Linked DNA regions of Homo sapiens: regions 2 and 3 are each linked to region 1. The links are chromatin contacts, found by Hi-C or POLR2A ChIA-PET in ENCODE. All regions are on one chromosome and are shown on one strand. Each heading gives the region's core, a stretch centred on a gene start or an enhancer-like site at or near the end of the contact. The rest is flanking DNA. Distances are from core to core; before and after follow the strand shown.

Region 1 (4,605 bases), core at 1,303-3,802:
ATATTTGCAAAATGTAACAGGATCCCAATAAAAATGCCAACAGTAGCCAGGCATGGTGGTGCGTGCCTGTAATCCCAGCTACTTGGGAGGCTGAGGCAGGAGAATCATTTAAGCCCAGGAGTTCAAGACCAGCTTGGGCAACATCGCATGGAACTGTCTCTAAAATAAATAAATAAATAAAGTCAACAGCTGTTTCTTTCTGCAATGACTATGGGTCAATTCAAAGTTCCAACTGTTTGCAGTAATATCAATATTGTTTTTGGGAACTGTTTAAGAGAATATACCCATAATTACATTAGTGATGCTAGAAATCAACATTTTCAGTGTAAGACAGAGATAAAACTATGAAAGCCAAGAAATAAGTGAAAGTGATAGGAACAGGAAGCAGGGAAGTTCTGGGCAGAAGAGGGCACGTCCCTTGTGAGGGCCCTAGCCTCAAGCCGAAAAGCCTGGAACCTTGGTCCAAAGTGAGAACATGCATTCCTGTTTCCCCACTCGAATGTTGCCTTTTCCAAAACCACCCATGGCTTGCCCCGTGCCTCCATCCTGTGCCCATAAAAACCCCAGGCTCAGCTGGTAGAGAGAAGAGAAGCAACTGGACATAGGAGACTAGAGTTGGATGTTGGAAAGAAGTGGCTTGACTTCAGAGGGACAACTTGATGGCGTAACTTCAGAGAAGAATCTGGCTGGAGACAGCCAGACTTCAGGGGAAGATTACCTTCCCACTCTGTCTCCTTTTTAGCTTCCCTTCCCACTGAGAGCCACTTTCATTGGCAATAAAATCCCCTGCATTTACCATCTTCAATTCCTTCATGCAACCTCATTCCTCCTGGATGCTGGACAACAACTTGGGTGCCATGAGTATGGGTGTAAAAGGTTGTCCCACTGACCCTCCACTGAGCTGTTAACACTTAAGTCATCCATGGATGGCAGAGCTAAAAGAGTACTGCAACACTTTCTCTGGGGCTTCAGGGATCACAGGGACCCCTGAAGACGCTGCCATGGGGCTGGTATGGGGTTTGCTCCTGCTGGTGCCCAAAAGTGCTCCTGCACCAGCTCACCTGCACTTCCCCTCCCACGAGGGGTGGAGCAGCGAGTAAGTGGAGATCGCCCTTGCTGGCGCTGAAGGGGCCAGCTAGTTCCCACACCCACGCAGTCCAGTTCCTGCCCGTGAAGTGGTCAGGGAAATATCCTGCTTCAAAAACACTATAATGTTAAAATTAAATTTAAAATATCAATATGAATGTACGATTCAGAAAATTTATATCCTCGCTCCCTCCATTGAAAGCATTTAAAAGTAATGTCAGACCAGTAGCAATAAACATCCCTCTGACCCAGATTTTGGTTGCTAATATATTTACTACTGAAAGGAACCAGGGCTCTTTGAAAAATAGCTGATTTGGCCAGGTGTGGTGGCTCATGCCTGTAATCTCAGCACTTTGGGAGGCCGAGGTGGGTGGATCACTTGAGGTCAGGAGTTTGAGACCAGCCTGGCCAACATAGTGAAACCCCATATTTACAAAAAATATAAAAATTAGCTGGGCATGGTGGCACACGCCTGTAATCCTAGCTACTTGGGAGGCTGAGGCAGGAGAATCATTTGAATGTGGGAGGCGGAGGCTGCAGGGAGCCAAGATTGCACCACTGCACTCCAGCATGGATGAGACCATGAGACTGTCTCAAAAAAAAAAAAAAGAAAAGAAAAATGGCTGATTTGAAGTCTGGGGAAGAGAAGGTATTAAATGAGCCCAAGGGATGTCTCACTGTGTCAGAAATCAAGGAATCAAAAATAAATGAGGCTATGTAAAAAAACAAAAACAAACAAAAAAACACACGAGCTACCCTAAAGGGCACTTAATGATTGCAATTATGCCATCTGAACACCAGAAAGACTAATGCTTTTGGTACATGAAAACACACTGAAATCAACAATATATTAGTCCACAATGATATTAAAACAAAGAGAAAGCTAGAAAAAAGCTTCAGCTGTCACCATTAGAGGGAACTGGTAATAAAAGACAAAGAATTAAGCTTATCCTTCTTTTTCAGTAGGAGCTCCATTTCAAGATAACCAAGTATCTCTGGTTGGTAAGAAAAATCACTGCTTTCAGAAGAACGTTAGAGTAAATGTTGAATTCGCTAGTGAAACTGAAACTACTGACTCAGGCAAGGATTATCAACTGTTGTTCAAGACATTAGCACATGGTTGACAGGGAATACACATTGGTAGGATGCCAAAATATACACTGCAGACTATTACTAGTACTTTTTGAATTGTAAAGGGAAATATGTAATTGTTCAATAGAGATATCAATCTGTCATCAACTGAATTCACTAGTAAAACTGAAAATTTAGCATCACTTCTGATGATAGGCAACCAGAGGCTATGCATCTCTCACAATAATGTCACTATCTCCTAAGTTATAAAGCGTTGCCTCTGATGTATTTCAGCCAAAAAAGGTTTCCATTTACAGGAACCGCAGTGGGGTAAGTGGGATATATTGCAGAACAACTGGGTCGGTTGATTTAACAAACCAGTGTTGTGGTTTAAGGCACTCCCAGATTGGCAGTGCCTCCAGGTGTCTGGCAGAGCAAAAACAAATCCCTATTGAAGAAGACACTTTGATTCTAGGTTTCAATTTATTTCACATATCTGAATACAATGACCAATATACAATAAAAAAAATCAGGTACACAAGGAAATAAGACATCATGAACAAAATGTGTCAAACACCTCAGATACTAGTGTGACCTGACGCAGGCTATAAAACAGCTGCGTTTACTATACTTATTTAGTATACTATACTAAACTTGTATACCATACAAGTTTTGATGGTATGTTCAAGAGAATAGGAAAATATTTTAAAATGGCACTGCAGACTGAAAAAAGAACCAAACAGAACTTTCATAAATGAAAAAAAAAACCCTGAAATTAAAAGCTCAAAAGAAGGGTTTGACACATATAGACAAATCTGAAGATTTACAACGAATAACAAAAATTGAGAATAAGCGTTTCAAAACTTTCGTATCAACTTAACAGGGTAATCTTATGTCTACTGACTATAATAATAAAAACACTATTTTATACACAGTGTATTTTGTACTTCACTTCTGTAATAATTTATTTTTACTGTATTTTATTTTCTGTTAAAATAAAGGACTCATATCTGGGAAAACATACTGTTACAATTCAACAAGAAGAAGACAACCAACTTAAAAAAAGACATCTCATCAAAGAAGAGAGACAAATGGCTAACAGGCATATGAAAAGATGCTTAAAATTTCCAGTCATTGGGGAAAGGCCAATGGAAACCACAGTGAGACACCATTACACACCCACAAGAATTAAGCTATAATCGAAAAGACAATAATAGATATTGGCAAGAATGTGGCCACATCAGAGCCCTCATACATTGTTGGTGGAAATGTAAAACAGTACAACCACTTTGGAAAACAGTTTGGCAGTTTCTTTTTCTTTTCTTTTCTTTTTTCTTTTTTTGAGACGGAGTCTTGCTCTGTTGCCCAGGCTGGAGTGCAGTGGTGTGATCTCGGCTCACTGCAACCTCCACTTCCCAGGTTCAAGCAATTCTCCTGCCTCAGCCTCCCGAGTAGCTGGGGCTACAAGCGAGTGCCACCATGCTCAGCTGATTTTTTGTATTTTTAGTAAAGATGGAGTTTCACCGTGTTAGCCAGGATGGCCTTGATCTCCTGACCTCATGATCCGCCCGCCTCGGCCTCCCGAAGTGCTGGGATTACAGGCGTGAGCCACGGTGCCCAGCCAACAGTTTCTTAACAAGCTAAACATAAATTTACCACACAAGCCAGGAATTCCACTCCTAGGTATCTACTCAAGAGAAATGAAATATCTGCTCGCACAGACTTCTATGCAAATGTTCACAGCAGCACTGTTACTCATACCAGCTAAGAAACAGCCCAAATGTCCATTAACTGGTGAACGGATAAACAAAATGTGGTGTATCCATCTGACTGAATATGATGCGGCATTAAAAAGAAACAACACAGATGAACCTCAAAAACCTTACAGCAGGTGTAAAAGACTACCTATGGTATGACTTCGCTTATATGAAGTGTCCGGAAGAAAGTAAGTCTAGAGACAGAAAGCAGATCAGTGGGTGCCTGCAGCTGGGGCCCGGAGGGGAACTTAATGGTGAATGGCACGAGGTAACTTTTGGAGGCAGATGGAAACATTCTAAAACAGAATTGTGGTGACGGTTGCACAACTCTATGTATTTGCTAAAATAACTAAATTTTCCAGTTACAATGGGTGAGTTTTAGGATATGTAAATTATGCCTCAACTCTAAAAAAGAAAAACCTATGACTTGAAAAGTTAGGAAAAAATAAAATCTAGGGATAGGGCTGAAGGTTACACTCAGAATGAATACGTGGCTTTAAATTCTTTTATTATTAAAAAGCAAACTAAAAATAAGTCAACTCTCTATTCAACTTAATAAATGAAGAAAAGGTTAAAATAAAAGACATAGGATAATTAAAGATAAAAGTACAGATGAATAATACTGAACACAAACAGAACAGTCAAAAGAATAAATGAACTTATAAGGAGACATAACCGCCACTGATAAGGA
Region 2 (4,605 bases), core at 866-3,365, 61 kb after region 1:
GGAAGCCCAGTCCACACACAGAGGCCAGCACTCCCAGCTGGGATCCCAGCCAACAGGCAACACCAATGCCAGCTGTGTGAGTGAGGAAGCCTTCAGATGACTCAAACACAAGCCACTGACTGCAACTGGATGAAAGACCCAGATAAGCTGAGCCTAGTTAGTCCCCAGGGCTGGGGGAAATAGTCATCCAATGCTTGTTACAAAACACTCATGGCTGTCTTAAGCCACTTGGTTCTGGGGTGATTTATTAGCCAGCAAGAAGTAACTGGAAGGCCGGGCATGGTGGCTGATGCCTGTAATCCCAGGACTTTGGGAGGCCAAGGTGGGCAGATCACCTGAAGTGAGGAGTTTGAGACCAGCCAACGCATGGTGAAACCCCACCTCTACTAAAAGTACAAAAATTAGCTGGGTGTGGTGGCGCATGCCTGTAATTCCAGCTACTTGGGAGGCTGAGGCATGAGAATTGCTTGAACCTGAGAGGCGGAGGTTGCAGTGAGCCAATATGGCGCTGCTGCACTCCAGCCCGGGCAACACAGTGAGACTCTGTAAAAAAAAAAAAAAAAAAGAAGTAACTGGAATAAAATGAAAATTGTGCTTGTAGGACGTGAGCCAAGCAGATACATGCAGTTGATTTGATACAGTTGTTTACACAATGCACACTTCTACATGCACATGTACCTTGCATATTAGATGCATAATTACATCTGCCCCACTTAATTTTCAGATGCTCTCCGAGATGGGTGGGGGGTGCAATGGCACAGAAATGCATTACGTCGTCAGAGTCAAGGCCCCACTGACAATGCGGGTGCTCATTAGTTAAGCAGATATTATTAGGCATGTTTACCTGAGAGGAGAGGAACATTCTGTGAAATAATAAATCTGCTGGTTTCTATTCTTCTCCCTTTGCAGACTGAGTTTTTATTATTTTGATCCCAGTACCCATTAGAAACACAGTGTCTAAATATTGAAATGCTTTGCTTCAAAAGCTGCTAAGATACAGTGGCAAAGGTAGCCTTGCAATGAGGTTTTATCTCCAGAGTCCCAAGTTTTTGAGACAAATCCAATGACGCAGATCTTGTGGTCAAGGATGATGCAATGGCGCTCCAGGAACAATATCAGGCTCTGTGACTTGGGTGCCTTCTGGGTGTGTGGCGTGGTCTCGGTCTGACAATCTCTAGAACAACCCTACGAGGTGGTAATTATTATTCTCATGCTGCAAGGGATATCTCCCACCTCCTAGGTGGACTCAGGTCTTGTGGGGCTTAATGCTTTTAAATTTGGGCTGCCTTTTGAAGGGAAAAGACTACAAAATTATGAATACAAAATGAGGTTAAGGTCTTGGGAGGGGCCCATGCAAGCTGGGGGCTCTGCAGGTAAGCTTGTTTAGCTTCCCAGCAAATCCACCTCTGAGCTTGCAAATTACAAAGCTGGAATTTGAACTCACATCTGCTGGATGCAAAGTCCGAGGTCTTCCTGTAGCATGACCGTCTTCCTGTGTGATGAGAAACATCAGGCTGCCGAGGCCAAACAGTGGGTGCGTCACTTTCCAATGAGGCAGGTGTGCGGGACAGGAAGTGGGAGGTTCTCCTTGCAGGGGAGCGGCTGCTGCCAACATCCCAGCTGGTACCTGTCCCTGAGAATGGTTTGGCAGGTGGGGGCCACTTGAAGTCTCTGCTCCTACACCCCGTCACCCCTCCCAGGCTGCTTTCAGAGGAGGGCAAAGGGTATTCATTCCAGCCTCCAATTTCTTCCTCCCACTCCTCGAAAGCATTTAAGTGAGGAAGGCAGGGAAAACGTAGATGATTCTGCTATTGACAGGAGGCCTTTTTTTCCTGCTGGAAGTAAAAGGAGACACTCTAGCTGGGCAGCCAGCCCCACCCTCCAGGGCTCCATCTGGCCTGGCTGAGGCTGGCCAGCCCCTGCTGTGCATGGAGGGGTGCTGGGAAGCCTACCTTGCTTCACACTTTCCTCTTCCACACCCGGCCTGTGACTCATGCCTGAAACGCCTCCGTTCAAGCAATTCTTCCTTTTATTGTGAAGCACTGCTCTCTTCCGGCTCCTCCCCTAAGTCACCACGCAGGGGAGATTTAAGGGAGAGGTTATTTCCCCACCGTGTTCAGGGACAACCCTGTGATCATGGTTTTGGTCACATAGCTTCCAAGTGAGTGTTGTGCAAACATTTGCTAGGATCTCTCGGGGAGCCTGTTAGAAAAGAAACTCCTGAGCCTGCTCCAGAGCTTCTGTTCAGCAGGCCTGAGGTGGGACCATACACCTGTCTTTTCAGCAAGCCCCCCCCCACCTCTGAGGATGCACCCCAAAGCTAGAGAATTCCTGCTCTGAGCCATCTCTGAAAGCACCAAGAGCCAGGTTTGGTTTTTTGTTGTTGTTGTTGTTGTTGTTGTTGTTTTGTTTTTTTTTTAATTACACCCAGACCTGGGTACCTGAGCAATCACTGTCTCTGGAATCAGTGCAAAGTTACCGGGAGCTGCAGAGGCCCAGACAGACTGGAAGAGGGGAGAGCTTGGCTCTAACCCATGCAGCCTCCCCATTGCCCAAGTCCACCCCCAGACCACCTCCCTGCATTCAACCACGAGCTTTGTAGAGGGCAGGCATGCCCCAGGGGCTCTCAGCATCACCCCCCTGCCCCTACCTGTGACCAGAGTCTCCCTGGACTCTCAGCTCTGTCTTCCCAACTCGAAGAGCCTGCCAGGCCCCACCTGGGTACCCTTGTCCATACTGTAGCTTGGAAACCCTCTCAAGAAAGGAAGCTGGGTTAATTGCAGGCTCACTTTATTTTCCACATTCTCAGAAATCATTGTGCCTAGTTACCTGATATCCAGTGTATTAGTCTGTCCTCATGCTGCTGATAAAGACATACCCGAGACTGGGTAAATTATAAGGAAAAACAGGTTTAATAGGTTTAATGGACTCACAGTTCCACGGGCCTGGGGAAGCCTTACAATCATGGCAGAAGGTGAAAGGCACATCTTATATGGTGGTGGACAAGAGAGAATGGAACCAAGTGGAGAGGGAAACCCCTTATAAAACCATCAGATCTCGTGAGACTTGTTCACTACCACGAGAACAGTATGGGGGAAACCACCCCCATGATTCAAATATCTCCCACCAGGTCCCTCCCACAACACATGGGAATTATGGGAGCTACAATTCAAGATGAGATTTGGGTGGGGACATAGCAAAACCATATCATCCAGTGTCTTGAGAACTCTTGTTTTATATATTTGGTCCAATTTATTTTGACTTTTTCAGGCAGGAGAGGAAATCCAGTCTCTACATTCCGTCTTGTTTGGGAGTGAAAGTGTTCATTTTCTTTTAAAACAGACAATATCCTTCCAAATCTATAGTTAGTTCACTCATCCATCACTCATCCATAACCACTGTTAATATTTTGGTCTACATTCTAAGATATTTTTTTTCTGTGCATATGCGTGCACGTAGCAGGGTCACAAAATCACTCACAATACATCAGATGTGCAAAGAAAATAGAGTGTCTTCATTTTCCTACTTAATTAATCTGATCTTTCTTGAAAGGTACTCTCTGCTGGGTAATACAATGGGGAGAAACATCCATTCTAGTAACCTTGGTCTAATACAAACATTTAACCAGTTCTTTGAGCAGCTCAGCATTCTGAGGCTGAAGTGTTTGGCCAGTGGGGCTTCTGATGGCTGCCACTGTCTACTCCTCTACTCCAGATTGTGTCTGGGCACACAGCTGGTGGGCTGCAGGATTTGGGGGTTCTTTTGGTAGCCAGGAGGAAGGGGTCCTCTGGTCCACACATGTTCTCCAAGTTTCCCTGAGTTTGGCTGCAGAGCAGTTGGCCTGGGCTACTCCATGGAACGGAGTGGTGGCTGTCGAGGAGCAATGAGTCATGGGAGATCAGGTCACGTAGGGTCTTGTGGGCACTGCGAAGACTCTGGCTTTATTTTTCTTTTTTGAGACAAGGTCTCGCTCTGTCACCCATGCTGGAGTGCAGTGGCATGATCTTGGCTCACTACAGCCTCGACCTCCCAAGTTCACGCAATCCTCCTGCCTCAGCACCTCAAGTAGTTGGGATTACAGCCATGCGCCCCTACACATGGCTAATTTTTGTACTTTTTGTAGAGATGGGGTTTCACCATGTTGCCCAGGCTGGTCTTGAACTCCTGAGCTTAAGTGATCTGCCCACCTTGGCCTCCCAAAGTGTTGGGATTACAGGCATGAGCCACCGCACCTGGCCAAGACTTTGGATTTTATCCCAAATGAAATAGGGAAGCCACTGGAGGGCTTCAATGTGGTGGTAGGAGGCAAATACTGATTGAAAAGGTTCAAGAGAAAATGGGAGGAGAAAAATTGAAGATAATAAGAATAGATACTTCCAGCTGGGTGCAGGGGCTCACACCTATAAGCTCAGCACTTTGGGAAGTTGAGGTAGGGATTGCTTGAGGCCAAGAGTTCCAGAGCAACCTGGGAAACATAGCAAGACTCTGTCTCTACAAATTTTTTTTTTAATTTTTTTTTTTTTTGACAGAGTCTCGCTCTGTAGCCCAGGGTGGAGTGCAGTGGTGCAACCTCAGCTCACTGCAACCTCCACCTCCCAGGTTCAA
Region 3 (4,605 bases), core at 749-3,248, 47 kb before region 1:
ACTTGCTCCCTATGGTCCAAGTTTTATAGCTAAACTAAAAACACTCAAGGCACAGCACTCTGAGGCCATTACTAGGCACAGTCGCCCCCTTCATTTCTAACTCTGAATCCTTCATTTAGCAAATATCTGTAAAGCCTCGAAGACAGGAAGCAGCAGTAAAACAAAGGTGTTAAGAACTCAGGCAGAAAGCCCAGCTGGAGTCCCAACTCCACCTCTGACTACCTTAGTGACCCTGGGCAGAAAACGATCTCTTTGGGCCTCAGTTTTCTCAACTGGAAAATGGGAATATTGTCTTTACTGGGGTTGATGTGAATTAAGAGATGTACAGTGCTTAGAAAAATCCCTGAAATATAGCATGTCCTCAATAAATGTTGTTTTTGTTTTTTGTTAATGATGTATCAAGTGACTTACCAGCATCTATAACTCAATCTTGTTACTCTCCTGATGGTAACAGAAGCAACTAATGGAAGCAACCAACGGAAGCAACATTTTCATCCTCTCCAGGCATGTCCAAGCAGGCCTCTAATGCACTGCACTCAGCAACTAAATTTGTACCAAATGAAAGGCGGAATCTCAATTTGACAATGTCTGGTTCTGCATAACACAATTATGCATATGCCCTGATAAACAGCACAGCAATAGTGCTTTGCTGTTCTTGATCTTGTAACAGGGCAGTGCAATAGGAACTACTTAAATGTTGGTTGAAAGAGGCTGAATGAACCCCAAATCCAATTACTACAGATGTACCCACTAGGTCATGGGGGGGCCAATCTGTTTGGTGAGTTCACAAACATCTTAGTATTATCAATCTGTGGCATAACTAGATTTGAATGGAAAAATATCCTTAAAGTTTGATAGGTTATAAAAGACCGGTGGAGTGGAGCTTTTTTTTTTTTTTTTTTTTTTTTTTTGGTGGTGGGGGGAGCAGGTGGTGCTGGAAGCTCACATGGGTAAGAAGATAAAAACCAGAAAGCAGCAAGCGGACGAAAAAGGCAAGAGACGCTGGCTGCTATTAACTAGCCGTGACCAGCTGCTTGACCTTTTTGGGCCTCAGTTTCTACACCTGAAAAATGAGGTTCTTTCTGACTCTTTTGAGACTATGAGAGAATGCTTCTTTCAGGAACTTGAGTGCCAGCAGCAAATCCCAGAGAGGGGGAAAAAATGAAAATACAACAGGGTCTCTAAACAGGAACAGAGAAAAGAATAATGTGATATGTATGTTTTTTAATCCAGGAAAATAAGGTACAAGGTGGGCACTACAAGAAGGACCATATAAAAACCTATAAATGAAATCTTTCGCTCTGTGTATAGTGACCACTGGTCTTTACATGAAACAACTTAGTATTCAATGGCTAATGTGATATGTAAACATGTATAACTTATTTTTGAAGAATTTTCTTTTCAGAAAAATAATACATGCTCACTGTAAAATAGAAAAAAAAAAATCCAAACAACACAGGAAAGGCCAACCCAGAGAGAACACTGCTGGCATCTCCGAGTGTGTGCGGACGAGCGCACCACTGAGAGCCAGGCTTCATGGGCTCCTCTGTTCTCTACCCACACCCCCGTGTCCAGCATGTCTCACATGCCAACAAATAGGTAATGCCATTGTCAACTGTTTGAAATTTCACTGGACATGTGTGCTACGATTCAATAAATCAAGTCAGGGTTCTCATGGTGTTCTTTAAAAGCATTACATCACAAATAATGTTTTACTTTATGATTACAGATGGAGGATGGAATACATTTATCTGAGTCTACTCTCTTCTGAAACCTCACTAAAACGACAGGGAATTTTGTAAAGAGTTTACACTTTCCAGGACATGGGATCACAGGGCCGGAGGGCAGGCAGGGAAGCAGCCAGGCGTGCACTGGTGAAGCCTCACCAGCTCAGGTCAGGGTGTCCACAGGTGCCTGTGGAGTAGGGGCACAGATGGGGAAGAAGAGGACTGGCAGGAAGTCGTCGCAGGCTGTTCTCACAGGCCCTGTGCCACCTGTGGTCACGTAACTTGACTCTGGAAATGAGTGTTCTTTTTTTTTTTTGGAGACAGAGTCTTGCTCCGTTGCCTAGGTTGGAGTGCAGTGGTGCGATCTTGGCTTACTGCAACGTCCGCCTCCCGGGTTCAAGTGATTCTCCTGCCTCAGCCTCCTGAGCAGCTGGGATTACAGGCATGTGCCACCACTCCCGGCTAATTTTGTATTTTTAGCAGAAATGGGATTTCACCATGTTGGCTAGGCTGGTCTCGAACTTCTGACCTCAGATGATCCACCTGCCTCAGCCTCCCAAGTGCTGGGATTACAGGCATGAGCCACCGCACCCGGCTTTTTTTTTTTTTTTCTTTTCTAATTTGAGACAGAGTCTTGCTCTGTCGCCCAGGCTGGAGTTCAGTGGTGCAATCTCGGCTCACTGCAACCTCTGCCTCCCAGGTTCAAGTGATTCTCCTGCCTCAGCCTCCTGAGTAGCTGGGATAACAGGCGCCCACCACCACACCCAGCTAATTTTTGTATTTTTAGTAGAGACGGGGTTTCACCATGTTGGCCAGGCTGGTCTCAAACTCCTGACATCAAGCAATCCGCCTGCCTTGGCCTCCCAGAGTGCTGGGATTACAGGCATGAGCCACCATGCCCAGCCAAAATAGTGAAGATTTATACAACCAAGAAGAAAGGACAACACAACCCTCAAAGGATAGGCTGTGTGCCAGGGGCTGCCTCCTCCTTCCCTGGGGCTCCTCCTTTCTGAGAAGATCATGTGCCTGGGAGGCACAGTGCTTTGCTTTTCACAGCCTCCTGGGGCGAGGGGGACAAGAAGTGAGGCCAGGGCCCTGAAGGTAAAGGAGGGGCTGGGAAGACCGCCTGCTCGTTACAACATATAGAGCATATGAGAGAAATGTGCAGCAAATGTGGCAAAATATTGACAAATGGGTGAAATTTTGATTAAATTCTTTATATCATTCTTGCAACTTTTCCATGCTTTTGAAATTATTTAAGAAAGTTAACAAATAAGCAAACAAACTACAAATCAGGAATGGAAAGTGAATTTTACAAAATGCCATTTTCAGATTCACAAGACGCTTGCATTCACCTTCCTTCGACGATTACTACTTCTTACACGCTATGATTTCTCTCCTTTTTCCACCACACCGGCTCCAGGTCTACTTGTCTTTACTCTCCCCGCTTCATCGCTGTCTGCCCCCTTCCAAAACCTGTTCTTTGGTTTCATTCTCTCTTTTTCTTAGTTGATTCATTTCTGCTTTTGTCTTTAAAGAACACAGTAATTCTTCAACTTACTTTGGTTCTTTGCTACCTCTTTAGTGTTTAAATCACTTCTTTTGATTCTTATTTAATAACAATCTTTACACATTAACTCTAAGCCATTACCTTATCTCATTTTTTCATTAATTTGGAGGCAATGGTGGTTCTGCACATGAGAACACGGCCAAGTCCGACAGCCCAGCCTGAATCTCAGTCTCCCACTTGCCAGCTGTCAATTCTGGGGCAAGTGACTGAGCCTACCCTTCCCATTCCCCCATCTGTGAAATGCGGATGAGGACAGCACCTCCTTCGAACAGGGACTGTGAGGAGTGAGTGACATAATAAATGTACATGCTTAGAATAGTGCTTTCAACATATTTATTAGGATTATTAGCTCTTATTCATTTAATAAGATTTGTTCAGAATCTACTTAGTGCTCGTGTTCTAGAGGTTGGAGATAAAGCTTCCAACAAAGCCCACAGTCCTCGCCTCCATGGAAGTTTTGCTTGAGCGACGAAGCTCTTCTCTGCCCCAAGGGACTCCCAGGGATGCCTGGTTTCCGCCTGTGTGTTTATTTCTATTTTTATTGCATTATAATGTGAGAATAAGGTTTCTAATTATTTCAAATTTTTGGAAATCACATCGGTTTCCTCTGTAAGCTAGTATATATTAAGTTTAAAAACTTATACCATGAGGGTCGGGCACGGTGGCTCACGCCTGTAATCCCAGCACTTTGGGAGGCTGAGGTGGGCGGATCACCTGAGATCGGGAGTTGAGGACTAGCCTGACTGACATGGAGAAACCCCATCTCTACTAAAAAAAAATACAAAATGAGCTGGGCGTGGTGGTGCATGACTGTAATCCCAGCTACTTGGGAGGCTGAGGCAGGAGAATCGCTTGAACCCAAGGGGCGGAGGTTGCGGTGAGCCGAGATCGCACCACTGCACTCCAGCCTGGGCAACAAGAGTGAAACTCCGTCTCAAAAACAAAACAAAACAAAACACAAAACAAAAAAAAACTTATAAAATGAGCATTTGTTTTCCAGCCATCAAACCTGAAAGTCTCTACTGGCTCACAGTAATAACAACTTATGTCTACCACATGACCTGTGAGGGGCCAAGAAGTCCAGGCGCCTCTCCCACCAGCACTGCACTCACTGATTTTGTCTTTAATCCCCTACAGTTCTCGCTTTATGTGTTTCAATGTTCAATCATTTAGGCCAAATTCATGGTAGTTATATCATCCTATGGACTGTACGCTTTAGCGTGATGAATAACCCTGTTTCATTATTGTTTTGTCTTCACAATTTAGCTTTGCCCAGCATTGACGTCATGACCCTTGCTTTTCTACTGC

What was found. Hi-C counts contacts between places; a loop is a spot of excess contacts on that map. ChIA-PET counts read pairs that join two places held with the same protein, here RNA polymerase II (POLR2A). Pooled maps may share reads with other maps.
Region 2: a pooled map shows a loop between it and region 1 (2.7-fold over the local background). The contact joins the promoter of LINC02320 here to the enhancer-like site in region 1. A Hi-C loop is called at or near these places in 1 of 168 maps with a recorded cell type or tissue (CD14-positive monocyte) and 8 of 50 pooled maps. POLR2A ChIA-PET finds 5 or more read pairs at or near these places in 20 of 52 experiments (A549, CD4-positive, alpha-beta T cell, CD4-positive, alpha-beta memory T cell and 14 more).
Region 3: a loop to region 1 is called in a map of thyroid gland, with 1.8 times the contacts of the local background. The contact joins two enhancer-like sites. A Hi-C loop is called at or near these places in 10 of 168 maps with a recorded cell type or tissue (CD4-positive, alpha-beta T cell, CD4-positive, alpha-beta memory T cell, CD8-positive, alpha-beta T cell and 5 more), 3 of 37 single-sample maps with no recorded cell type and 14 of 50 pooled maps. POLR2A ChIA-PET finds 5 or more read pairs at or near these places in 37 of 52 experiments (A549, AG04450, B cell and 27 more).

What each region holds. Positions count from the first base shown.
Region 1 is chr14:101,789,974-101,794,578 of GRCh38, reverse strand. All of the region lies in intron 3 of PPP2R5C (protein phosphatase 2 regulatory subunit B'gamma), which reads right to left. Among named protein-coding and RNA genes, the nearest start is that of PPP2R5C, 31 kb to the right of the region's middle. RefSeq lists an enhancer at 3,981-4,050. Within about 2 kb of position 2,552, at least 6 of the 41 ENCODE cell types and tissues checked have a DNase peak (open chromatin) inside an H3K27ac peak, as active enhancers do; they include CD4-positive, alpha-beta T cell, CD8-positive, alpha-beta T cell and OCI-LY7, where a contact is called at or near this core.
Region 2 is chr14:101,728,816-101,733,420 of GRCh38, reverse strand. LINC02320 (long intergenic non-protein coding RNA 2320) reads left to right here and starts at 2,115. Exons shown (of 6, transcript NR_184269.1): 1 at 2,115-2,367. LINC00239 (long intergenic non-protein coding RNA 239) reads right to left here and starts at 2,984. Exons shown (of 4, transcript NR_026774.1): 1 at 2,934-2,984; 2 at 1,953-2,064; 3 at 1,445-1,633; 4 at 896-1,185. RefSeq lists enhancers at 1,418-1,517, 2,248-2,307, 1,350-2,549.
Region 3 is chr14:101,836,789-101,841,393 of GRCh38, reverse strand. All of the region lies in intron 3 of PPP2R5C (protein phosphatase 2 regulatory subunit B'gamma), which reads right to left. Among named protein-coding and RNA genes, the nearest start is that of PPP2R5C, 77 kb to the right of the region's middle. RefSeq lists enhancers at 1,842-2,041, 2,292-2,341. Within about 2 kb of position 1,998, at least 7 of the 41 ENCODE cell types and tissues checked have a DNase peak (open chromatin) inside an H3K27ac peak, as active enhancers do; they include CD4-positive, alpha-beta T cell, CD8-positive, alpha-beta T cell and OCI-LY7, where a contact is called at or near this core.